2 separate regions of the Mus musculus genome follow, and region 1 is linked to region 2. Evidence: chromatin loops called from intact Hi-C (ENCODE). Cell type or tissue: left cerebral cortex. All regions are shown on one strand. Links, peaks and the distances in the headings refer to the core of each region. The heading gives the core; the rest is flanking DNA.

Evidence for each region. Peaks named below come from ENCODE experiments on the same cell type or tissue, not always from the same donor. Only the 100,000 strongest peaks of a DNase experiment are listed, where the experiment ranks them.
Region 1: it touches region 2 in a loop (4-fold over the local background); 1 of 42 quality-filtered maps calls a loop at or near these places.

What each region holds. Positions count from the first base shown.
Region 1 is chr10:127,203,839-127,220,144 of GRCm38, reverse strand. It overlaps Pip4k2c (phosphatidylinositol-5-phosphate 4-kinase, type II, gamma), which reads left to right and starts at 8,523. Exons shown (of 10, transcript NM_054097.3): 1 at 8,523-8,807; 2 at 11,178-11,275; 3 at 13,435-13,531; 4 at 14,327-14,470. The coding sequence starts at 8,634. In left cerebral cortex, for the core only: CTCF peaks have their summits at 4,471 and 7,965 (motif pointing left); DNase peaks (open chromatin) are centred at 9,752, 9,994, 10,598, 11,007 and 2 more places; H3K4me3 peaks cover 3,433 bases; H3K27ac peaks cover 3,984 bases.
Region 2 is chr10:127,284,813-127,295,069 of GRCm38, reverse strand. Mbd6 (methyl-CpG binding domain protein 6) reads left to right here and starts at 6,052. Exons shown (of 13, transcript NM_001347171.1): 1 at 6,052-6,361; 2 at 7,380-7,443; 3 at 7,532-7,674; 4 at 7,900-8,002; 5 at 8,114-8,276; 6 at 8,498-9,538; 7 at 9,714-10,257. The coding sequence starts at 7,556. It overlaps Ddit3 (DNA-damage inducible transcript 3), which reads right to left and starts at 4,277. Exons shown (of 4, transcript NM_007837.4): 1 at 4,179-4,277; 2 at 1,311-1,358. In left cerebral cortex, for the core only: no CTCF peak of the experiment used is centred there; DNase peaks (open chromatin) are centred at 5,057, 5,968, 6,606, 8,101 and 2 more places; H3K4me3 peaks cover 5,381 bases; H3K27ac peaks cover 4,550 bases.

The DNA.
Region 1 (16,306 bases), core at 3,742-11,741, 76 kb after region 2:
AAAAAAATAAACCCACTTCTGCCTCAGAACTTGCTGGGGTCATACCATAATGTTGCCTAATTGTCTTTTTTTTTTTTTTTTTTTTTAATCCTCACTCCCTCCCTCGAGACTCTGTTGACTGAGCTGGCTTGGTCAGCTGTGGCAGAAACATTCTTTAGAGTCTTTGAATTGGAATTATAGGGCTAATAATAAAAATAAAATTTGTTCTATTTGCACTTTCTAATTGTGACTATGAAAGGAAATAAAATTTGAGACATGTGATTCATGTAATTTATGTCAAGTAGCCCAAAGAGTTGTTTGTGAGCTTTGAAACCTGGGGCTGAGAACATAGCAGAACAGGCCAGGACATGACTGGGCAGGCCCGTCATTACATGTCCTGACTGGCCTAGTGCCTCCCTATCTCCCACCCTTCTGACAGTCTGTTGATGTTTAAATGGACCAATCATGTGAAACCTCGCCAATTCCTCCCCCCAGCCCCACCCCTTTTCTATAAAAGTCCCTAGCTTCCAAGCCTCAGGGTCGAAACCACTGTCTCCTGTGTGAGATACCTTTCGAACCGGAGCTCCGCCATTATGGCTCCACCATGTGGTCGACACCTCTGTCTCCTGCTGGAGATATGTGTTGGCCCGGAGCTCCGTCATTAAACTACCTCATGCTTTTACATCAAGATGGTCGTCTGTTCGTGATTCTTGGGTGCACGCCGAACGGAAATTAAGTGGGGGTTTCCCCACTAGGTTCTTTCAACTAAACTTGTAACCCTGGACATGTGATGAAAAATCAAAAACCTGTCTGGAGACAAACTGATATAATCTGTACTTCTCAGATAATCACTAATCGGCCTTTGCTCCGTGAAACCCGAATAAATAAGGAAGCAACCTGACTGCTGGTCAGTCAGAAGTGCAAGGTCTCCCTGACAGCAGTGCCTGACTCACTCCTTCCTCTCACACTCCTCATCTTTTGGGAAAACTCTATCGACCCTGGGGCCGGCCCCTGGCATTTACTTTGACTTTGGAGATAGAGTCAGGCTCGTTGTGTAGCCCTGGGTTGCCTGAACCTCACTTTGTAGAAAAGTCTTGAAGTCACAGAGATCTGCCTTGCTCTGCATCCTGAGTGTCATGAGACAGGAGCATGACAGTGAATGCGAATGGCTTAGACTGATACGTTATTCTCTGCTGGTTAAAATGAGCCAGTTCAAGCCAGGTTAAACTATATATAAAGGCAGGTTTAATGGGAAGCAGCTCTCAGGCCGGCAAGTTCACAAAGAAGGAAACCAGGGATGCCGTCATGGGAAGGGAGACTGTGATGAGAATTTTTTTTAATGTATTTATTTTATGTATTTGACTGCCCTATCTGTGTGTACACCTGTGTGCCAGAAGAGGACATCAGACCCCAATGTAGACGGTTGTGAGCCACCATGTGGTTTCTGGGAATTGAACTCAGGACCTCTGGAAAAGTAGCCAGTGCTCTTAACTGCTGAGTCAAAGAGAATCTTTTATAAGTATCGCCTGTCAATAAAAAAGCTGATGGCCAATGAGCTGAGGCAGGAAATAGGAGGTGGGGCACTGGCAGGAAGTGAGATGATTCTGGGAAATAGTGAGAGAATAAAAGGAGATGGTGTGTGAGTGAGAGAGAGAGAGAGAGAGTGTGTGAGTGTGTGTGTGTGTGTGTGAGTGAGAGAGAATGTGTGTGAGTGAGAGTGTGAGTGAGTGAGGTGAGTGTGAGTAAGTGTGTGAGTGTGTGTGAGAGAGAGAGACAGAAACAAAGAGAAAGAGAGAGAAGGAAGAAGCAGAATTGAAGGCGAGGTAACTAACCATAACTAACCTTGTGGAACACACCGAGTCGTTGAATGGGTTGAATCAGTTACGAGCCAGTCAGGGATTGAGCAGAAGCTTGTGGCCAAGGCATTTATTATTAAATAATTAGTCTCAGCATTGTTATTCTGGTAGGAGGGGCTGGGAAAGAGGAAAATGGATTTTAATTTTTTTTATAGGAGACAGAGGTGAGGGGGATGAGAAAGAGAAAAACATACATGCAGAGAGAAGGAAGGGGGAGGGAAAGAAAAGGAGGAGCAAGAGGGAGTGGGGGGGAGGCCCCAAATTATCTGGACTATACAGGAAAGAGCCTCTGGAGGAAGGGTAGCCCAGCCCCTGGGCTGGAGAGTTCAGGGTTGGAGGTGGGGTATGCCAGGTAGGGACTGAGGGATGCTGGGAGAACCTGGAACCACCTCGAGTGCCTGAAAAAGGCACTTCAGTCCTGTGTCCCAGTGTCTGAAACCAAACAGGACTAATGTGTAAACTGGGCTTACAAAGTGCTAAAGCAAATTTTTTAAAGAAGAGAGGAGAGGAGTTGCAGCATTTCGTCTCGGCACTTGGGAAACAAGCAAGTGGATCTCTGTGAGTTCAAGGCCAGCCTGGTCTACATAGAGAACTGCAGACCATCTAGTGAGACCTATTTCAAGAAGGGCAAGGGTGGGTAAGGGGAGGAAGAAGACAAAGAAGTTTGCTGTCTTAGTTAGGGTTTCATTGCTGTGAATAGACACCATGGCCAAGGCAGCTCTTATGAGGACAGCATTTCATTGGGGCTGGCTTACAGGTCAGAGGTTCAGTCCATTATCATCAAGATGGGAGCATGGTACTGTCCAGGCAGACATGGTGCAGGAGGAGCTGAGAGTTCAAGAACTTGTTCCAAAGACAAACAGAAGACTGCTCTTAGGCAGCTAGGACTAGGGTCTTAAAGGCCATAGGCAGAGTGACACACTTCCTCCACCAAGACCACACCCACTCCACCAAGGCCACACCTCCAAATAGTGTCACTCCTTGGGTCAACCATATTCAAACCATCACTTCTGCCTTTATCACTTAGGGAAATGTAGCTAGATTTGTGTAAATCTACCATTCCTAGGAGAGAAACCTGATCAGAAGCCAAAGTCAGCACTATGAGTCTCTAAGGATATAAAATTGAGCAACAGATTACCAAAGGATGCATTCTAGGCGTGTTGGACACTGTTGGCTAAGCCTGGGACCCTTTCAACAGCCAGATGTGGCTCAAGGAGAGGTTGTGGCCACCATGCTGGAGAGCCAGCTCTGGTTGCAGGCATGCAGCAGCAGACCTCCTGGATGAGGTCAGATGGCTCATGGGAAAGGACTTGATTGTGAGGAGAAATGTTTTTCATCCATATTGCTGTACCCAGCACTGCCATTTTGTTTTGTTTTGTTTTGTTTTGTTTTTCAAGACAGGGTTTCTCTGTATAGCCCTGGCTGTCCTGGAACTCACTCTGTAGGCCAGGCTGGCCTCGAACTCCAGAAATCCGCCTGCCTCTGCCTCCCGAGTGCTGGGATTAAAGGCGTGCGCCACCACGCCCGGCTCAGCACTGAGATTTTGATGAAGATACACTCATGATATACTGGTCCTTGTGAACATTTTTGAAGTATCTCCTTAACCACCTATGACCAGCTGGCATTCCCTTAGAACAGATGGTGCTGGGCCTTCAGAGATCTTGCCTACCCTCTGTAGAAAGAGTCCGTTATGCAACGCTCATGCATGAGCGTAGTGCAGGTTTGGAAAGGCATCCTGGAAGAGTTGAAGCCGTAGCTAAGGAACCTAAAGGAAAGTATCATGCATGGGTGGTGTTTTGTTAAGGCTACTGCCATTGCTGTGACAAAATGCCATGACCAGAAGCAGCTTGGGGAAAAGAGGGTCATGTGGCTCACATATCCCGAATCAAGAACTCAAGCCAGGCAGAAGTCTAGAGGCAGGAGCTGATGCAGAGGCCATGGACAAGTGCCGCTTCCTCGTCGTGGCTTGCTCAGCTCGCTCTCTTATAGAATCTAGGACCCCTAGCTCAGGGATGGCACCGCCCACCACGGGCTGGGTCCTCACCCATCCATCATCAATTAAGAAAATGCCTTACAGGCTTGCCTACAGCCTGGCATTATGGAGGCATTTTCTTAATTGAGGCTCCCTCCTCTCAGATGATTCTACCTTGTGTCAAATTGACATGAAACAAGCCAGCGTGGGTAGAAAAGGATGTTCCCAGAACCAATAAGGTTATTGAATAATATCCCAGTGATAACAATAAGATATCTTCCTATAAATTGAGGCCAAAAGTAAATGCCAGAAATAGATGAGAAGATCCTACCTACTATTGGAGACCCTGAATTCTCTCTCTATAGGGCACAGGGAAGCCCAGTTGGGACTGATCGGGAAGTGCCTTCCCTGGCAGCTGGCTTTCACAGTGCCAAAAGGCACTACGCATTCTCTGGGGTATAATTCTTACCAACAGTTCTGCTCAGTTATGGATGCTGTGTCCTGTGTTACCAACATGCCAGGGAAGATTTGCCCACTGGAGCAACAGTTGTGTAACTAAGTGCTTTCCTAAGGGAGTGAATTAAGCTTTGGTGCTGTAAGCTAGGCAAAGATCTGCGGTGGAAGCTTTCAGCCTTCTCAGAGGGAAACTTCCCTTTCCCCTAGTGGCCACTGAAGAGAGTCATAATAGACCAAGCTTTGAGACTGTTGATGTGGTCTGATGCTCAGTGGTAAATGGGGTGGGGGGGTGGAAATCCACACATCTGTATCACCCCTTCCAAGGCTCGAGCAACATCACAGAAGAGAGGGAAGATAGTCAGGAAGGATGGGGAGTTGGTAACTATTTCCTCTGAAGGGAGGAGGGGTGGGCTGGTGAGATGGCTCAGCGGGTAACAGCATTGGCTGCTCTTCCGAAGGTCCTGAATTCAAGTCCCAGTAACCACCTGGTGCCTCACAACCACCTGTAATGAGATCTGACACCCTCTTCTGGTGCATCTGAAGACAGCTACAATGTACTTATAATAATAAATAAATCTTTGGGCCAGAGCAAGCAGAGGTCCTAAAAAAATTCAACTCCCAACAACCACATGAAGGCTCACAAATGTACAATCTGTACAGCTACAGTGTACTCATATACATAAAATAAATAAATTTTGAAGGGAGGGAGGAGGGGGGACTCCTAAGACCGGAAGTTCATAAAACGTATAAGATTCAGGGATCACAGATAGTTCTGATGTCTCCAGCTGCTCAAATGGTTCTATAAGCCTTTTATAAGAACTACGGGAGAGTCTTCTGCTGAGCTGCTGCAAAGTGGGCAGGAGAGGAGATGTGGCTTCGCCTGGGGACGGGCCTTTGGTGACACAGCCTGCTTGGAGTCATTTACACTCCTATAGGTAACTCCTCAGTCCAGCTCCTTCTGTTTGTTCTTTATATCTCGCCAGAAAAGTCACACAGCAAGACACACCCTTCCCTTCCCCTTACAGCCAAATGATGGCTCTCTTTTCTCTGGACATATTTGTTTTTTGAGACAGGGTCTTACTATGTATCTCTGGCTGGTCTAGAACTCTCTATGTAGACCAGGCTGGACTTGAACTCAAAGATCCACCCAACTCTGCCTCTGTGTGTTGGCATTTGAAGGTTTGCACTACCACCACGTGCACAGTTGAACTTACATTTTTTTTACAGCTGACTCAGAAGCAAGCTACAGCTTCCTGTCCTGGGACTAGCTATAACCTTTGCTCTTTCTGCTGCATACAATGTTTCTGAGTTGCTCAGTGCACCTAACTCCACTGACCAAGCCAGCTCAGTCAGTCAACTGGGTCTTGAGGGAGGGAGGGAGGGAGGAAGGGAGGGAGGACTGAAAAGAAAAAGACAAGTAGACAACATTATAACATGACTCCAGCCAGTGCAGAGGCTAAAGCGTATCTATTTTTCTCCAGCCCGCTTTTAGACCATTCTAAGTACATGCAAAGAATAAGGTCAGCTCTAAGGCATAAACAAAGTAGTTAAGGAATGAAGCATAAACACAGATCCCATGACCACTGTATTCAGAGTCTTAACAAGACCCATCAAGATATAAACAGCACATTCATCTGCTGCCAGAGCCTACTTTCTTGTCCTAGCCCAATGTCAAATTCCTGCCAAATTCCTAGAAGGCGGCACCCAAAGCTCTCCACACACCACCTTTTGTCTCTGTGTGTCTATGGTTTCTTCTGTGTCTATCTGTTCCTTCTTCTTTTTTTTTTTTTTTTTTTTGGTTTTTTGAGACAGGGTTTCTCTGTATAGCCCTGGCTGTCCTGGAACTCACTTTGTAGACCAGGCTGGCCTCGAATTCAGAGATCCACCTGCCTCTGCCTCCGGAGTGCTGGGATTAAAGGCGTGCCCCGGCTTATCTGTCCCTTCTTTATCCCCACCCCAAGTCAGGTTTCCAGGACCAAACTGTGCAGGATGAGACAGGATCCCTGGCCACGGTGTGGATGTAAGGAACTGAACCCAGGTCGTCTGAAGAGCAGTTAGTGCTCTAGCTGTTGAGCCGTCTCTCTAGCTCTATTTTAACTAATAAAAACGTTACATTTATTTATTGTGTATGTGTGGGTAGGCCCGTGTATGTGGAGGTCAGAAGACAACGGGTGGGAGTTGTTTCTCTCCTTCCCTCATATAGGTTCTGGGGGTAGGCCTTAGGTCATCAGGCGTGGCTTTACACAGACGCATCTCAACAGCGCTGCACCGGCCTCTTTTATGATACTCTGTCCCAGTGTCCTTTGCTTGTTCTGAGAAAAGTCACTCATGACCACAGAGTCCACGGCAATCCTTAAACCTGTATCCCCAGTCCAGATGGCTCTGCTAAACACTGGGCCCTTTTCCAGTCACCACAGCCTCTCGGTGTAGCCACGGCCTGGGACTTCCTCCTGTCCTTTGAATCTCACACCCTCAGTGAATTTTCCAAATTGACCTTGAGCTGTTTTTATTTAGTCATGTGCTTCTTTATTTATTGTGGAACCTGGGAATGAGCCCAGGTCTTGCACATGCTAGCCAAACACTGTAGCACTGAGGGACACTTCCGGCCTCAAACCTTGTGCCTGTAGATGCCATTTCATCTTCACTGGGTTAGCTCACCATCAGTATACGGATTTTGGCAATGTTCGTCATCCACCGGAATGTCAGAATAAACATTCTAGCAGTGTAAAGCAAAGAGGGTCTCCTGTGCCCATGTCCCGTCTCTAGCCTTATGTCTTTATGTCTTCTGTCTTCCTTTTGGTCTTCATCTTTGTATACTGCTCTTTCCCTAGGAAGCCTTTCAACATCTTGCTCTGAATTTACCTTTTCATTTATTTATTTTGGTTTTCCCAGACAAGGTTTCTTTGTGTAACCCCGGCTGTCCTGGAACTTGCTCTGTAGACCAGATTGGTCTGGAACTTAGAGATCTGCTTCCCTCTGCCTCCTAGAGTGCTGGACTAAAGGCATGCACCACCACTGCCCGGCATGTCCTTATCTCTTAATACTGCAGCCTTCTCCTTGGCTAGTCTGCGTCTTTAGACTTTTAATTCCTCTAGGGTAGAATTTTTCCTTTGCTTCAACCAGAGGAGAATCAGCCCCAAAATGGTAGTGGCTTCCAATTATGTTCTCAGTAAATACCTGTTGACTAGATGAATTAATGAACGAATTAAAAAAAAAAATCAACTTGGGGCCATGACCTAAAATTTCATATTTCCAGAAGATGAAGACATGACTTAGCCGGGCAGTGGTGGCACATGCCTTTAATCCCAGCACTTGACAGGCAAAGGCAGGCAGATTTCTGAGTTCGAGGCCAGCCTGGTCTACAAAGTGAGTTCCAGGACAGCCAGGGCTATACAGAGAAACCCTGTCTCAAAACAAAACAAACAAACAAACAAACAAACACCCAAAAAACAAAGAGAGAGAGAGAGAGAGAGAGAGAGAGAGAGAGAAGAAGAAGAAGAAGAAGAAGGAGGAGGAGGAGGAGGAGGAGGAGGAGGAGGAGGAGGAGGAGGAGGAGGAGGAAGGGAGGGAGGGAGGGCTCAGTGGTTAAGAGCGCCGACTGCTCTTCCAAAGGTCCTGAGTTCAAATCCCAGCAACCGCATGGTGGCTCACAACCATCTGTAACGAAATCTGATGCCCTCTTCTGGAGTGTCTGAAGACAGCTACAGTGTACTTACATATAGTAAATAAATAAATAAATCTTTAAAAAAAAAAAAAAAAGAGCATTAGCTCTTCCAGAGGACCATACTTGACACCCAGCTCCCACAACTTCAGTTCGGAGGATCCGACGCCCTCCTCTGGCCTCCGGGGCACTGAACTTACATCGTGCCAGCCAAACACCTATATACATAGAACAATTAAATGTATATATTTAAATTTGTCATGTCTGCAACCCCAACTTCATGGAGTCTGCAACCCCAACTTCATGGAGGACCAATCCTCACTTCCGTAATACCCAAACTTTATACCGAGAATGAGGCAGGGGATAGCAAGTTTGAAGCCAGCCTGGACTAAGCAAGGAGACCGGTCTCAAACAGAACGTTCGCCTACGGACAGAGCTCATCCACTAGAAACTGGACAGAACCGGAAGCGACAGAAGCGCCGCCCTGCACAGCGCCAACCCCGCATCCTTGTGAGTGCAACCCGAGCCAGGTGACCGCCCGGCAGCCGAGGGGGTGGAGCCATCCCCGCCGGCCCCGCCCCGCCCCGCTCGCGCGCCTGAGGGCGGGCCTCCGGTCACATGACGGCTGCGCAGGTGAGCACCGCTTCCGGGTCGGGCTTCGGAGTCGCGGCTAGCTCCCGCTTCCACTCGCTCGGGTGCGCGGGAGACTATGGCGTCCTCCTCCGTCCCTCCCGCCACCGCACCCGCGGCAGCTGGAGGCCCCGGCCCGGGATTCGGCTTCGCCTCCAAAACCAAGAAGAAGCATTTCGTACAGCAGAAAGTGAAGGTGTTCCGGGCCGCGGACCCGCTGGTGGGCGTGTTCCTGTGGGGCGTCGCTCACTCGGTAAGAACCGGCGGGACCCCGGCTCCTGCCCCTTGGCCCGAGGATCATCCGGGTCCTCGCGCTGCCGCCTCTCCCCCGCCCGGCCTGGTTCCCAGCGCACCATTCCCCGGTGTCCCCCGGGGTGGCTTCTGGTGGAGACTCTTGTCTGTCCCCTTCCCCTTTACTCCTCCCCTAGAGTTCCATCTTCACCTGATATCCAGCTCTGTTCCTTGACTCCTTCCTGTCAGGTCCAGCCCCAGGCTACAGGGACTGGCCAGGATCCGGCTGCAGCCAGAGGGACATTAAGGGGAGTGGCTCTGAAGGGTTATTGGTGAGGTCTGGGTGCGACAGTGCGTGAAGCGTGTCTGGGTACTACTGCCTGGCCAGAGAAGTAGTTTGATTTCCTCTCCACCTTGCTTTTGAGCCCCAGCCCTTGACTTTCGAACCTTGGCTTTTTCTGGGAATGCCTCTAGGCTTTTTGGACCTTCTAACCCTGCATGCCCTTTCCAGAGATTCAGCGTTTCAGAGAAGTTACCCCACTCTACCCTAGGGATGCCCTCTCTGAGGTCGAAATGCTAATATATGTCTTTGGGCTTAGCTGTGTCCCCATTGTTGGCTGGAGTGATGGTGTTTGCTATAAATGGAGTCACCTGTAACCAGGGAAAGGTTGAGGAGCCGTGGTGGCAAGGACGTTATTGGTGGACTTTAGGTGCCAGAAGGGGCTCGGAACAGTGCAACTGAGACCGATGGGCCCAGTGCACCTCCTGTCCTGAGGATATCGTGGAGGAACCAAGGCTAGTGAGGCATGGCTGGTTTTCTCCTTACTTAGGTCGGGAGTAGGAAGCATGCAGTTATCTTGAGCTTGACAGGGACTATTTTGATTACCACTTCTTTGGGTTGTAGACATGATGTGTTGTGGAGGTGTGAGGGGGCGAGGAAGAGGCCACATTGTTATGTTCTGATTGGAACATCGCTGGCGGTCAGTTAGCTCCCTTCTGCCTTGGCTGCTCTCAGGGGTATTATCTTTAGCGAGGATTCCATTTAAGGCATTTGCTGTGGGTAAGACTAGTGGAGATAAGGCTGCCCTAGTACCTTCCAGGTGACTTACCCATCCCCGTGGAACATGTACATACAGGGGAGGGTTTTCCCGTAAGACCTACCTCACGCTCTTTAGGCAAAATACCATCAACACCTCGCTTTCCAGCCAGCACACATGAACCTCAAGATTTAGAACAGAGAAACTCCTTGAACATATGTCTTAGCGATGATTCAGCGTGCTTAGCAGGTGGTAAGGAGCAGGCAGGAAAAGCTGAATTTTAGGCTGGGACTCTCAAGTAGCTTTTTCTTTTTCTTTTCTTTCTGAAGGAATATGTTCTGTCCTCTTTCCTACCGAGGACAAGAGCAGTTGCGTGCACTGTGGCATGTGGGATTTAGGTTAGACTGCAACCTTTGTCAAGTGAGAAAATGAGGACAGGCATTGTCTATTCACTTAATAAGCGGTTCAGGACCACTGTGTGCCAGGCACTAGACTAGCTGAACCTGCAAGGTGCCGATTAGACGGGGCCTTGCCCTTGCAGAGCCCAAAGCTAGGGAGAGGGACTTAATATAAGCTGGGGATTAAAGTTTTGTGCAGATGTACTGTTAGAGGCGCGAGCGGGGGACAGGGGTTGTAGTAACACAGATGAGAAAGGACGGATAAGAGTCTCCCCTGAGTGAGTGGGCTGCAAGGTTTGGAGACGCAGGGAGCTTATGCCTCCTGCATCCCACCTGCATCCTTCCTGCTGTCGACTGAACTGCACCCGGGGAGCAGACGCCTAACGTGTTCATCTTCTCAGAGATCAGCCCTTCTCCCTCCACCTTCGCCTAGGCAGGTGGCACCTACTGCTGAGAACTGGGTCAGAGTGATCTGGAAGTGTCCTTTCTGTATGGCGCTACCCAGAGTGTAGGGGCATTGCATTCTGCATTGTTGTCAGCCCCTCAGAGTCCCACTAACTCTCTACACCTTAAAAATACATTTTCTTTCCCCTAACAAAGCATGTAGCTGTCTTGGGGTTCTGTCCTTTCCTTTTCTTCCTTCCTTCCTTTCTTCCTTTCTTTCTTTCTTTTTTTTTTTTTTTCTAGAATTTCTCACAGCTTTAAAAATAGTCCTGAGTTGCTTGCAAGGCTTGCCAAATATAAAGTGGCTGTTGTGAGCATGAAGTTCCATGGGGGTGGGAGTGTGAGGAGCCGTGTGAGGGTGGCTGACTGCAGTTCTTGGGCAGCAGATGGGGTAGGGCCCTTCTCTTACTTCCTGCAGATGTCAGCGGTCTTGTTAGGGGGGCTTTGGGATGCTCTTTCTTGATTCTCACCCAGACCGAGCTTCTCATGGCCTCCTTCCTTGTGCTTCACCAGATCAATGAGCTCAGCCAGGTACCGCCCCCAGTGATGTTGCTGCCAGATGACTTTAAAGCCAGCTCCAAGATCAAGGTCAACAATCACTTTTTCCATAGGTGAGTGGTCCTCACCCTTCTCATGGAAATCTAGAACAGCAGAGGGCCAGTTAGGTGGCTCAGTGGGTGAGGAGATTGCCTCCAAGCCTAAGGAGAAGGGTTCAATACCCAGCACCCACGTGGTGGAAAGAAATGACCTCTGACCTCCAGATGAGCTTTGTGGTGCACACACCTATTCACACTCACACAAACTTGTGTTCAAAGGGAGAGAAAAACAAGGCCTGGAGTGGTGGAGCCTTTAATCTCCGCACTCAGGACAAAGAGGCAAGCAGAGCTCGTGGGTCCAGTCAGGGCTACACAGTGAGACCCTTTCTCAAAAAACAAGGAGAATAGTAAATAGTCTGTTTTTAAGTGAGTCAAAGGGTTTTAGACTTAGAAATCAAATGCAAAAATTCAGTTTTGTGAAAAAACAAAAACTAACACAAAAACCATCTAAGGGCCAGCAAGATGGCTCAGCAGGTCAGAGCCGTTGCTTCCATGTTTGACAACCTGAGTTTAGTCTCTAGGATATATGGTGGGATGGCTCAGCAGGTCAGAGCCGTTGCTTCCATGTTTGACAACCTGAGTTCAGTCTCTAGGATATATGGTGGGATGGCTCAGCAGGTCAGAGCCGTTGCTTCCATGTTTGACAACCTGAGTTCAGTCTCTAGGATATATGGTGGGATGAGGAGAACAGGTTCTGCAAGTTGTCTTCTGACCTCCACACACACATGTGAACGCACGCACACACACACCACACGCCACCCCCCACACACACACACACACATGCCACACACCACACACGCCACACGCCACACACCACACACACACACACACACACACACACACACACACACATGCCACACACCACGCACACACACACATGAGTAGATACCTGGGTGTGGTGATGCACACCTGTAAAATCCCAGCACTTGGGAGGCAGAGGCGGGTGGATAGATCTCTGAGTTCCAGGCAGCCTGGTGTGCATATTGAGCTACTGGCCTACATAGACTACATAGGGAGACCCTGTCTCAAAAATAACCAATTAATTAATTAAAATTTTAAATTTAAATATTTCCAAAGTTACCTGCATTCTTGTATATGCACCTACTCCCTTTCTTCTAGTCTATTCCATCCAGTAATAATGCATGCAGAAGCTTTGTCATTAGCTTTTGGTAGGGATTCCGTAACCAAAAAATTGTGACCTCTAGAGGCCTTCTAATACAAGATGATGCCATTCAAAATATCAGTAAATACCACCAATTTTATTTATTTGGTTGGTTGGTTTTTTTGAGACAGGGTTTTTTCTATATAGCACTGGCTGTCCTGGAACTCACTCTGTAGACGAGGCTGGCCTTGAATTCACAGAGATCCACCTACCTCTGCCTCCCAGTGTTGGGATTAAAGGTGTGAACTACTACTGCCCAGCCATTTTAGGATATTTCTACTGGATTTGGGGCTTAAGGAATACTACTGTTTGGGTGTACAGTGAGTCCCACTTTATTCACACCGTTGGCCAGCAGAGTGACGTAGGCAGGTCACTCGGTCACTCGGAGACACTTGCCCTCCCTAAGATGTGGCAGTGGTGAAAGGCTGAGGCTGGAGTATCAGCATTCAGGGCCAGCCTAACATTTCAGGGCTAACCCTGGGCTGTAAGACCGGGCCTCACAAACTAAAGCAACAAAAACAAATGAAGTTGGGGCTGGGGAAATGTCTCAGTAGCGAAGAGCACTTGTACAGCAAGCATTGAGACCTTAGTCCCCAGTAAACATAAAGAAGCTGGGCATGGCTACATGTTCCCGTAATCCCAGCGTCGGACAGGCAGAGGGAAGTGAGCTGGGAACTTGCTGGACAGCGAGCTTATTAGAAATGGTGGGCTTTGGGTTCAGTCTCAAAGCATAAGGTAGGGGCAATAGAGGAAGACACTGGACATCTTTCTGTGGCCTCTGCATTTGAGCACACAGGTGTGTGCACCACTCACTCACGTGCATGCACCACACATAATACCGTAACACATGCATACATTTGAGCACACTCCACCCGAATAAATGCAATAAGTACTTCACAGGGTTTTGTGAGAATTGAACCAGGCAATAGTGTAAAGGTACTTTATGAACCAGCAAGCTTCGCATGAGTGTAAAGCGATACTGACTTCTTACCCCGAAAAACCTGTATTTCAGAGAAAATCTTCCCAGTCATTTCAAGTTCAAGGAGTATTGTCCCCAGGTCTTCAGGAACCTGAGAGATCGGTTTGCCATCGATGATCACGATTACTTGGTGAGAGTCTGTTGCGGGGGGAGGGTCCTCTCTGGCGACTAGAGAGTCTGTTGGCCATTATGATTAGAGAATTGAGAGTTTTGGGTAATACTGTCGTGTGTGTACATGTCTGTGTGCCTGTGTCTATGTCTGTGTGTCTGTATGTGCCTGTTATCTCTGTGTATGTCTGTGTGTATGTGTCTGTGTGTGCGTGCCTGTGTCTGTGTGTCTGTCTGTGCCTGTGTGTGTGTGTGTGCCTGAGTGTCTGTGTTTCTTTGTGCCTGTTTGTGTATGTGTGTGTGTGTGCCTGTGTGTCTGTGTTTCTTTGTGCCTGTTTGTGTGTGTGTGTGTGTGTGTGTGTGTGTGTGTGTGTGTGTGTGTCTGTGACAAGTGTGGCCCAGAGCATCTTTGGAAACGTGGGGCTGGTCAAGCTGCTCTGCTGGGTCAGGCTGTGCACACGTTTAGAGTTGACATTCAGCTGTGCTCAGCCGCGTGTGCAACTGAATTAGGAACCGTCACAGAATCTCTCTCCCCGGGGTTTATTGTATTTTATTTACTTATTGTGCGTTTGAGTGGCTTAGTGATGTGCACATGTGGGAGTCAGGAAACCTTTCTGGAAGACGTTTTTTTCTTTCACATGTGTCCAAGGGATTTAGTTCCAGTCATCAGGCATGGGGGCAGACACCTCTCCCACTGAGCCTTCTCAGCAGTCTGCTGCCGAGTTTCATGCTCTTTGAGAAGGGGTTGTTTGGCTGTTCTCCCTGTATCTTTCTATAGGATGGAAAGAGGTGCTTCTAGCCTGTTCTTTGTCTCTAGGTGTCCCTTACTCGAAGCCCCCCAAGCGAAACTGAAGGCAGTGATGGCCGTTTCCTTATCTCCTATGACCGCACTCTGGTCATCAAGGAAGTGTCGAGCGAAGATATTGCGGATATGCACAGCAACCTCTCCAACTACCACCAGGTCAGGCCTCTCCAGCCCAGCTGTCCCACTGTGTGCGCAAGGCTGGCAGAGCCCACAGCTTCCCTGCTCCTTGCTATAGGCTGTCTCTCCCTCAGAAGCACTGCTTATCTTCTCTTTACACACTTAGGAAGTACAGCAGCAGCAGGAGGGCCTCACTGCTTGCTTCTGTTTGACTTAACAGAAACTGGGTGTGTCTCTTCCCACTGGGCACGCATCGTCTAAAACCGCTGTTTGTTTGTGTGCATGAGCACGGAGGTCAGAGGACAATTTTCTGGAGTTGGTCATCCTTCCCCACATGTGGTTCCAGGGGTCAGACTCAGGCTTGCATGCCTGGTAGGTAGCAAATGCTTATCCCCACTGAGCCACCTCATGGGCACTCAGGAATTCATTTTATTTAAAACCTTTTTATTTTATGTTTATGGGTGTTTTGTCTGCATGCGTGTCGGTACACCATGTGTGTGCCTGGTGCCCTCAGGCCTGAAGAGGCATTGGATCCCCTGGAACTGTAGTTACGGACAGTTGTGAGCTGCTGTATACGTACTGGGAATGAACCCTTGACTCTGCAAGAGCAGCGGGTGTTCTTAACTGCTGAGCCATGGCTTTAGTCCCTAATATTTTTTAATTAAAATTTTTATTTTTAAGCTGGGTGTGGTGGTACACACCTTTAATCCCAGTACTGTGGAGGCAGAGGCAGAGGCAGACAGATCTACAGAGGGAGTTTGAGGGCAGCCAGGACTACACAAAGAAACCCTGTCTTGATAAACAGATATAAAATTTGTTTGTTTATGAGCGCATATGCCGCTGCCTGCTGATGGCAGTTGGATAGCTCCAGGGACTGATTTTATCCTTTCATCATCTGGCCCCAGCGGCTGAGCAGACTTCAGGCTTAGAGACAAGCACTTGTACCAACCCCAGAAGTGGATTTTGAGTGGTTAGAAGTAGAGGTTAATCATTGGACACGGTGGACAAGGGAAATGGTCTTTGTTAAAGCACAGTACCATGCAGGTGTTTGATATTACGAAATTGCAAAAATCCTAATGTAGCTAGCATGTGTGGTATTAGGAAAATTAAGCTAGAATCAGATAGTGAAAGGGCCTATAAGTCCGTTGAATAGAAATTTGGGTCTTATCCTGAAGATGGTTTTCGGGGAACTGAAAATGCTATTCAGGCTGGCCGGGCGTGGTGGCGCACGCCTTTAATCCCAGCACTTGGGAGGCAGAGGCAGGTGGATTTCTTAGTTCAAGGCCAGCCTGGTCTACAGAGTGAGTTCTAGGATAGCCAAGGCTACACAGAGAAACCCTGTCTCGAAAAAAACACCACCACCAAAAAAAAAAAAAATGCAGATAAATGAAGGGTTGGACATAGAACTCATACTTAGCATGTACGAGGCCCTGAGTTCTGTGCTCACTGCTATAAACAGAAGACAAAGAAACAGAGAAAGCAAGCAAGCAAGAACCCAACCCTGGGGGTTGGAGAGGGCGCGTACAGAGCTGCCTGCGGTGCCGGTTAATTGTAACCATCTAGGTGAGAATGAGGAGAGCATGGAAGAGCCAAGCAGCAGGCTTCCAGGCCTGTGAGGAGACCGGAAGTTAAGGCAAAGGGGCCTCTGAGTGCTTGGTGCCACTTGTCAACGACTGGGAAACAACATGCGAGAGCTCTCTGGAGGGAGATGGGTGCAGCTCTGGACATGGCCGATACACTTCATCCTGTTTCTGTTTCCTGTGTCTGTGATGACTGGGGTATAGATGGAGAATCCAGGAAAGAAGAATAGATTAGGATCTCTGCGTCAAAAGTGCTCACTAAAACCATTTATTGCCACTTAAAATCACTATGGTT
Region 2 (10,257 bases), core at 2,258-10,257:
TTTGACCCTGCCAGATCCAACTCTCAAAAGTTGTCCAGATGATCACATGCACACCATGGCCAGGACCCTGAAACGGATGTAATTCAGTGTCTGGGGGCCAGCAGCATTCATTGGCTCTCCTGGAGCTGGAGGTCCAGGCCATGTGAGCCACCTTCTGTGGCTGCTGGAAACCTGACTCAGGTACGGCACACAGGCAGCATGGGTGTGGAACTGATAGGCTTTCTCCGGGCTCTCATTGCCATTCTTTTTGGTGTTTGTTCAAGACAGGGTCTCTCTGTGTAGCCCTGCCTGTCCTAGAACTCACACTGGCCTCAGAGATCAACCTGCCTCAGCCTCCTGAAGGCTGGGATTAAAAGTATGCACCACCCCCACACAGCTTTCCAACTTTTTGTTTTGTTTTCATTTATATGCTGGTCACTACCAAGCTTAATCCAGGCTGGCTACCTAACCTTAAATATCTTTTTTTTTTTCCCAAAGATATATTTATTTTATTATCTATGCATATATAAGTGAGTGCCTGAATGTGTGCTGTGTGTGTGTTCCTGGTAGACATGGAGGCCACAAGAGGGAATGGATTCCCTGGGAACTAGAGTCATAGATGGTTTTGAACTGCCATTTGGGTACTGGGAGTTAGACTAGATCCTCTACAAGAAGAGCACGTGCTCTTAACCACTGAGTCATCTCTCTAGCTCCTGGAAACAAAACTTGGAGGGTGGGGGGTGTATTTTCAAGAAAGGGTTTCTCTGTATATATAGTTCTGGCTTCCCTGGAACTCACTCTGCAAAATAGGCTGGCTTTGACTCAGACATTTACCTTCCTCTGCCTCCCAAGTGCTGGGACTAAAGGTATGCACCACTACACCTGATAGAACATACCCTTTATTGAGAAGGATTTACTACAGATAACTTCAGGATCCTCTCAAGTTCTGAGAGAGGAACAGTCACTGGGCTTGGCTATACATATATATTCTTACAGGATTACAGTAAAAGTATTCAACTCTCTTGGGAACACTACTGGTAATTTCCAGGGGCAATTACCAGGCCATTTGTACTCTTTTTTTCTCTCGTGTGGGAAGCTTGGGCAAAAGGTCCTTTGGGTCTAATCTTGGTGTGGACTGAGAGTTGGGAAGACAAACCAATTGCCATTGTTGAGGCTGACTTCGAAAGCCAGCTCTCAAACAACATTATGGGGTCAGAGAAAGACATGGTCTGACAGCAAAAGCTTGTTCAGATGAAGGCCTTGTCTAACTCTCCCCCAGCAAAGCAACATGAGCAGCATTCGCAGCTGACTGAGAGGGTGGCCAAGATTACCTGCTTTCAGGTGTGGTGGTGTATGAAGATGCACTTCCTTCTGGAACACTGTGGAGAAAAGGAAAAAACAGTCCTTTACCTCCAGCCTCCTCCTAGCCCTTCTCTAGATCCTTTCTAACTCCTCCTAGCCCCTCTCTAGATCCTTTCTAACTCCTCCTAGCCCCTCTCTAGATCCTTTCTAACTCCTCCTAGCCCTTTTCTAGATCCTTTCTAAAATGGGTTGTGAGATGGTTTCTTTGTGCATCCCTGGGCATCCTGGAATTCTGGAACTCAACAACTCTGCAGACCAGGCTCCAGTTCTTCTCTTGTAATACACACACACACATACAGAGGTGTGTGTGTCTTGCAGCGGGTGTGTCCCTGAAGCCATTTCTTCTCTTGTAATACACACACACACACAGGCGTGTGTCTTGCAGCGTGTGTGTCCCTGAAGCCAACTCCAAGGACAGAGGCAGGCTTAACTTTATTTTTAGTTGCTGACATTTGCCGTCTTGATTACATAATAGCAAAGTCCTGGCCAACTAAGTTTTCTCTAAATCCCAGATAGACCTCAAGTCCGCCAAAGGGAGACAGAACTAGAGGGAAGGAAGAGTAAACTCAGCAGTGCTTGCTCAGATTCCATCCCCCCACTGGCAGCCTCAGTGCAGACCTGCTCTGGGATCTCCAGCTCCTTGGCAGTGTTGAGCAGGCGTTCAGCTTACATGAAAGGCCTTTCCTACCAAGGCTGTATAGTTCTTACTAAATGGCAACTCTAGGTGCTGAAAGCCAAAAACTTTGGTATCCTTGATGCCCCTTTCTCAGATACCACAGCTCAGCCTAAAGCACTGACAACTTTAAAAGTACCCCAAACCTAAGTATTTCTCATTACTACATTATTTCCAGATGCAATTTTTTATTTTTCATTTATTTATTTTTTTGGTTTTTCTTGACAGGGTTTCTCTGTGTAGCCTTGGCTGTCCTGGAACTCACTGTGGACAAGGCTGGCCTCGAATTCAGAAATCCGCCTGTCTCTGTCTCCCAAATGCTGGGATTAAAGGCGTGCACCACCACTGCCTGGCTCCAGATATAAATTTACCATACATTTCTTTCCCTGGATTATTTTGGAAGCCTCTTTGAAATCTCTCCTTTCTTTCTTCCTTTCCTTTCCTTTCTTTCTCTTTTAGACAGGGTCTCACTATGTAGCTTTTGCTGTCCTGGAACTTGCTTTGTAGACTCTCTGGCTTTGAATTTAGATCTGCCTGCCTTTCAAGTGCTGGGATTAAAGGCTGTGCCACTATGTTCAGCTGAGACCTCCTGTTTCTATTCTTGTCTTTTACTTTATTTTCACGGCTGTGGGTTGACCTAGGGTCCTCTACATACCAGGCAAGCAGTGTACTATTGAGCTACATACCTAACCCTTTGTTTTTGTATTTATTTTGAGTCAGGGTCTCATAATGTAGCCCTGGCTGGCCTGGAGCTCAGAGATCTGCCTCTCTGAGTGCTGGAATTAAATGCATGTGCTATGATCATTCCTCTGCTCAGATCCCCCAATGGCTTCCTGTTTCATGATTGTTAAAGATTAGCATCATGAGGGTGCTTGCAAGGCTCTATGAGACCGGCTGCTTGAGTTTCCTTTCATCACCCTCTCCTGCTTACTCTAGTCCTGTTCCTAAAGATACCGGCATGGCATGCTTATCTTAACTCTGTTGCTCAGCCTCTCCCTTCTATAAAGCTCTAACACCGGGGCTTGGCTCACAGGCTTGGCTTCTGATGACAACCTCTAGTCACCGCCCTGAACTATTCTGCCCTGCTTTTGTTTTTTTTTTCCCTTTTGCTTTATACTGAAATGTAAGTTTTATTGAGAACAGTTTTATCTTTTGCTCCTAATATACCCTGGGTCCCCAGATACTTGGTACATAGTGGGTGCTTATTAGGCATTTGTTAGGAATGAATGGGGAAAAAGCCCCTCCCCCAAGTTCCCTTATAGAGAATTAAGCCCACTGAGCCTAAAGGCAGAGCGGAGCTGGCTGTCTCTGGGGACTGCAGATGCAATATTGCCCTGAGTGTTTCTCTGCAGGGTTGTCCTCTAGGGAAAACTCCCTTGGTCTTCCAGTGTGTGGGACCTGGCTTTCATCAGCAGAGGAGCCCCAGGCCTGAGGGTGCAGAGACAAACAGTGGGCTGGCCTGACGCAATGGTTACACAGTTTAGTTAGGAGACGGGACTGAGGAAAGAAGCAGAGATCAATCAGCCCTGGGAGAAGCAGAAGACCCTGGAGAGATCCCAAATAATTTCCCATAGTTAAAGAGATCCAGGCTGCTCTCTTGTATGGAAACCTAGAAACCTCTGGGGAAAAGGGAAAAACCCATCTATGCTCCTCCCACCAGCACCCCCACTCGCAAAGATCTGTCAGTCTTCGCGTTCTCTTGAACTTGAGAGTCAGCTACTAACGTGGCCATGTTGGCCCCTTGACTGAGGCGCTTCAGCTTGAAAGAGTTGGGGGGAATGAGGCTGGTGAAGAAAAGGCTGAGACAGCCAGAGTCCCCGACTTTGGGGGTGTGTCCTGCTGCCCCGCCTTTCCTGCGAACTGCCCAGGCCTAAGCTGGCCCGCAGTTCGCACTACAGAGACAAGTTCCCGAAGGCAACCGGAGTCCCTCTGCAGAGTGGGGACCAACTCGAGACAAGGGAACGGGAATGCAATCGCCCAATGCAAGAGAGGGCCTGTAAGCACCATTCCTGAATCAGGGATTCCCGGCCTTCACCCTTCCCAGTCTACAAGCTTACAGTGGAAGGGGTGGGGCTACATCCTCCAGAACAGTTGTCTCCAACTTTATAAAATAGCTATGCTGGCCAGGATGGGAAGGTAAGGGTTAGACGGAGCCAGTACTCGCCTCTCTCCTCAGGTTCCGGCTGTTATTCTGGCTCTGTCGCTGCCACCCGCTCATCTTCAACATGATATAATCGACGTGTTAGGCTCAAGATAACTGACCTCAAGAGCGGAGAGCGAGTATCCTTTATGCTGTCCGGCCCCTCCTGGGGGGGGGGCAGGGTCCAGGAGCCTACCAATCAGAAAGCGGCACGCTGGCACTGGCTCCGCCTCATCCCTTACATCCGCCACTCAGGAGTCTCACGGCCCCACCCCCATCGCGCCCTCTGGCTTGAGAGTCTACGTTGTCTCGGACCCGGAAGTGGCTTTGGGTCACGCGGCTTCGCGGAGGAGGTGAGTGAGTCATGCGCGCGCGCGGAGGAGAGCGCGGCGAGGGAGGGGATGGGGGGGCGGGGATGATGCAATGTTTGGCAACCGGTGTCCGCGCGCGCACGCGCAGGGGACGTCGATGGTGGTGGGAGGTGCGGGAGGGGGGCTATGGGGGAGAGAGGAAAGAGGGCGGAGCGCCAGCTCCCAGTGTCCAACGGCCCCAACGGCTGTCCTTCCTGAACTTGTCTGCCCACCTCCCATCACCTTTAACTTACTCCTCCATGAAAGGCTCCCATTTTCCCTGGCCCCTCCCAGCTAATGGGCACCGGGGCTCTGGAACCTCTTTAAAGTTTCCAATTTGTTCACCTGGATTGACATCTCCTCGAATCTTTTAAGAGCTCTCCTCCTCTTTTAGCCTTCTAATGCGTCCCAAAGACTGAGTTCCTTGATAGTCCACCCGCTTCTCTCAGAGAGGCACCTTTAACGCTTGTTTCTGAATCGTCCATTACGTGCTAGGATTGAAGTTCTTTACAGAGTGTAGATTGCTGCCTCCTCCTCATCCCACCCCTGCTTTGTGTGATGCTCTTACGCCCTTCACTAAGCCCAGTATCCACCCTCTTCCTTCTCCGAGATAGCGAGTCCTGTGACTCCCTGCTGAGGAGCTGGCCTCCTGCCTCTAGCTGTCTGAGTTCACGACCTACAGTAGAGCCTGGGACGTGCATGCACTTGAACGCATGATTGCCCTGGACTGGGTCATCAGAGGAAACACAGATTCTAGTTTAATTTGTCCAAGGATTCTACCTTACTCATTTGTAAATTAAACAACGATAAAGGTAAAAAGCAGCTCTGTGGAGAAAACTTGAGTAAAAGTAAAAACATCTTGCAAAACGTATTTTTTTTTTTTTGTGCCATGAAAACAGAGGCCATGTGGTGGCCTATTACATAGTCTGTCGTAGACTCAAGAGGGGCAAGCCAGAGTTTAAGTAGAAACTGAACCAAGACCGGTTGCTATTGGATGGTGCGACGGTGACAGGTCCTTGGCCAGACTGCTCCTTCGCTCCAGACCTTCATTTCCCCTTCTGTTAGTAGAGGTGGGGGGTGGGTTGGACCAGATGGTCTCTCCTGGCCTAAAGACAGACCAGGTTGTCAGTGACAGGCAGAGGTCATGTGACTTGACAGGCTGAGGTCGTGTTGTGACATGTTGACCTGGAGAGGCGGGTCAAGTCTCTGCACACTACCCGGGAAGCCTTTGGGGCGGGGCAGGGCAAGTCGCGACTTTCATCTTTTAGGGCTGGCCCCTCCCGGACCTGACATTCCTGACTCCCCCAACAGATTGTGGCTTCGGAAGGGGCCCCTCCCGAGGGAGGACTGGGATTGGCCACCAGTGGCCTGGGAAGAGGCCCAGATCCTTCCGCGGAGGGCGGGTGGGGGGGGGCCGCGTGGGGTGTTTGTTCTCTTGGGGATTAATGGGGGGTTGTGGGGGAGGGGTAGGCGCGCTCCCGCATGCGCACTGCGTCCCCTCCTGTTGGCTCGCTGCTGTCCGCTGGGCGGGGGCCCGGCCCCGCCCCTCTCCCGTCCGGGCAGCGGCGGCGGCGGCGGCGGCGGCTGCGGCGGTGGCGGCGGCAGCGACGGCGGCGGCGGTAGCAGCCTGCGCGGTGCCTTCTGGGAACGGAATCCCCAGGGCTGCCCCTGGCCCCTATGGCGCATGCGCGGGAGGCCGCTCGGTGATCCGCGGCGGCGGCGGCGGCGGCGCTTCCTGCTAAGACCGGCCGGGGCCGTACCGGAGGCTCGGGCTCCACCGACCCACCTCCCACCCCCTCCCACTCACCCTCTGGGCCGCGACTGCGCAGGGCGGGGCCAGCCGAACCATGGGCCGCGGTGAGTGCGGGGCCCGGCCCCCCCGCCCCTCCCCCTCCCTTCTCTCTCCTCCCCTTCTGTCCCTACCCTCTGCCCCCTCCGCGTCCTTTCGGCCCCTTTCCCTGGCCCCATCCACAGCCCCGCACCCTCACCTGCCCCCGCCATTTCTCCTCCCAAAGTGCCTGACTTCTGCCTTCCTGACCTCGCTCCCTTCAGTGCTTCGCCCACCCTCCACCCGCCCTCTCCCCAAGTTCCTTCCTACTTCGTGCGCCTGCCTTCCCCTCCTCCCCGAGCTGAAGGAAGCAGTCTGGGTGACAGGGCGCCTTGTTATGAGAGGGAAAGTTTGGAAGCCGTCAGTGTGCGGCGGGAGCGATGGTGAGGTTGGTGAGGGGTACTTGCAGGTCTAAGGGCCGTCCCTACATGTCAGGGAATGCTTCTTGTTGTTAATTGGAAGCCAGTGGGGGATTATGAATCCCCTTTTCGTCGGCTTGAGAGGACCAGGAGTTCTCAGGATCCTGGAGGAAGACAGAGCTCTGGCTCCAGCCTCTTTGGAGGTCCAAATGAATTAGATCCGAGATTGTTGGATGGAGTGGGCATGGGGGGATTTCAGCTGGCACTACCCTGCCAGGCAGTTGGGCAATTGCTTGGTGACCTGTGGGGCAATCTGTACTTTTTATATGATCTTCCTGGGGGAGGGCACAGCAGTGGCCAGACACTGGGAAACTTCCTAGTGGCCTGGCATTATGGGAATTTGCCCACACTCCTAGCTGAAGTCTTCTGTGCCTAGACAAAGGGAACTAGGCCTTCATATGTCAAGAAATTAGGGAATGGTTTTGTGGTCCTTGGGAGTTGAGGTGCTGAACTCCTCTGGTCTCTAGGGACTGGGCTTGGAGGGGACCGTTGTGGACATGGCCAGCAGATCCTGAGGTCCTTACAGGCGCTACGTCATGTTATTTATGGTCCTTTCCTTGAGTGCTCTGGGCTGTGGTGTTTCTTGAGTTGGTAGACTGAGAGGCCCTTCTCTTTCCTTGTATTGCAGGTGTGGGCTAAGCTGGTGGCCCCGGCTTTAGACTGGATCCCACAATGTTTGCAGAGATGTTCAGGTAGCCATGGTGGTATGACAGAACTCTCCCTCAGGTACCCAGCCCGGTGTAAGCGTCCTCGTGCCCACATGGATGTCTGTGTTGTCAGGCACAGGGGAGCTCATCACACACAATGAATGGAGACAATGCGAGCAGTGCAGCAGACAGAGCTGGGGGCCCTGCCGCCACGCCTGTCCCCATCCCCATCGGGTGGCAACGCTGTGTGCGAGAAGGTGCTGTGTACTATATCAGGTATGGCTTTTCAGAGTTTTCGTCCCCTCACCCCTCCTCTCAGAGCTGTGGTTCCTGGCACCTTGTTGCTCTCTGTATCTCTGCGTCTCTGGATCCATTCACTCTTTGTGTCTTCCCATGTCCTTTCCGCCTTGCCCTTCCCAGGAAAGCATTTAACTGTCCTTTAGGAAGTGTCTCCAGATAGGCTGAGATTAACCCCATACTTGTGACCCTGTTCTTTCCCAGCCCAAGTGGCACAGAGCTGTCTTCCTTGGAGCAAACCCGTAGCTACCTCCTCAGCGATGGGACCTGCAAGTGCGGTCTGGAGTGTCCACTTAATGTACCCAAGGTCAGAGCTGTGGGGGTGCCAGAGACTCAATGCATAAGCCAATTACAAACCACCGTGCCTCCCTGAGATCCCACCCCCTCACTGTCCCTGTCCATGCTTCCTACCTTACAGGTTTTCAACTTTGACCCTCTGGCCCCGGTGACCCCGGGTGGGGCTGGGGTGGGGCCTGCATCAGAGGAGGACATGACCAAGCTGTGCAACCACAGGCGGAAAGCTGTTGCCATGGCAACTCTGTACCGCAGCATGGAGACCACCTGCTCACACTCTTCTCCTGGTGAGTTTTCCTGCCACTTTAGAGAAAAATGGGGGAAACCTGGGGCCTGGAAGGTGGATGTGGGGGAGGTGATCTGAGAAGGCAGGCCCAGGGTGGAGTCAGTGGGGGCAGCTTGGTGAGAAAGGACATGGTTGTGACTTGTGGGCACTGGGACTGGAGAAGACAGCATTCGAGGCAGGGATGGACCCACAAGCTGACCCTTGACTTCTCATTTATTGCAGGAGAGGGAGCAAGCCCCCAGATGTTCCACACTGTGTCCCCAGGGCCCCCCTCTGTCCGCCCTCCTTGTCGAGCTCCTCCTACAACTCCACTTAACGGGGGTCCTGGCTCCATTCCCCAAGACCCACCTTCCGTTCCCCAGGCCTTCCCCCCTCTGACAGGCCCTGCAGGGCTCTTCCCACCACCCCGGCTTCCTGATCCAGTTCCCTCTGCAGGCAGCAGCAGCCCTTGTTTCCTCCCAAGAGGCAATGCTCCCTCTCCAGCCCCACCTCCCCCACCTGCTATCAGCCTCAATGCCCCCTCCTACAACTGGGGGGCTTCCCTCCGATCCAACCTGGTGCCCTCTGACCTGGGCTCTCCTCCAGCCCCTCACGCCTCCTCTTCACCACCCTCAGACTCTCCTCTCTTCCACTGTAGCGATGCCTTAACATCTCCTCCCCTGCCCCCAAGCAATAACCCCCCTGGTCCCCCTGGCCCCCCTGGTCCTGCCACTCAGCCACCAGTGTCTTCAGCCACTATGCACCTGCCCTTGGTCCTGGGATCCTTGGGAGGGGCCCCCGCAGTGGAGGGGCCTGGGGCACCCCCATTCCTTGCTAGCAGTCTGCTCTCTGCAGCAGCCAAGGCCCAGCTGCCCCCTCCCAGCACTTTACAGGGCCGAAGGCCCCGTGCCCAGGCACCCTCAGCTGCCCATGCATCACCCCGTCCCTCTCAGCGGCGGCCTCGCCGGCCCCCAACTGTCTTGCGGTTGCTAGAAGGGGGAGGCCCTCAGACCCCTAGACGGACTCGTCCTCGGGCCCCTGCTCCTGTCCCTCAGCCCTTTCCTCTCCCAGAGCCATCCCAGCCTATTCTCCCCTCTGTGCTGTCCCTACTGGGACTCCCCACCCCTGGCCCTTCCCACTCGGATGGAAGCTTTAACCTTTTGGGGTCAGATGCACACCTTCCTCCTCCCCCAGCCCTCTCCTCAGGGAGCCCTCCCCAGCCCAGGCACCCCATTCAGCCCTCTCTGCCTGGGACCACCAGTGGCAGCCTCAGCAGTGTGCCAGGTATGAGTGACAAGGGATTTCTAAGCTCAGCCTTACAGCCATCCAGGGCACAGGGGGCGGGGAGGGGGTAGTTTGGAGAGCACTCTGGTGGGTTGGGGGTTTGTGTTGGAGAGGTTGGGTTCTGTGGGTGCCAGGAAGAGGGCTTTCCAGGAGCTGAGTTTGTTTTCTTTTACAGGTGCCCCTGCCCCACCAGCTGCCTCCAAAGCCCCCGTAGTCCCCAGTCCTGTGCTTCAAAGCCCGTCTGATGGGCTGGGGATGGGGGCAGGCCCAGCCTGCCCTCTGCCTCCCTTGGCTGGTGGGGAGGCTTTCCCTTTCCCCAGCCCTGAGCAGGGCCTGGCTCTCAGTGGAGCTGGCTTCCCGGGGATGCTAGGGGCCTTGCCTCTCCCTCTGAGTCTGGGGCAGCCTCCCCCTTCTCCATTCCTTAGCCACAGTTTATTTGGTGTGCTGGCGGGGGGAGGACAGCCTCCTCCTGAGCCCCTGTTGCCCCCGCCAGGGGGGCCTGGCCCTCCCTCAGCCCCAGGCGAGCCCGAAGGGCCTTCACTCTTGGTGGCTTCTCTGCTTTCACCACCCCCTTCCGACCTCCTCCCGCCTCCTTCTGCACCCCCTAGCAATCTCCTTGCCTCTTTTCTGCCCCTGTTGGCCCTGGGCCCCACAGCTGGGGATGGGGAAGGCTCTGCAGAGGGAGCTGGGGGTCCAAATGGGGAGCCATTTTCAGGTTT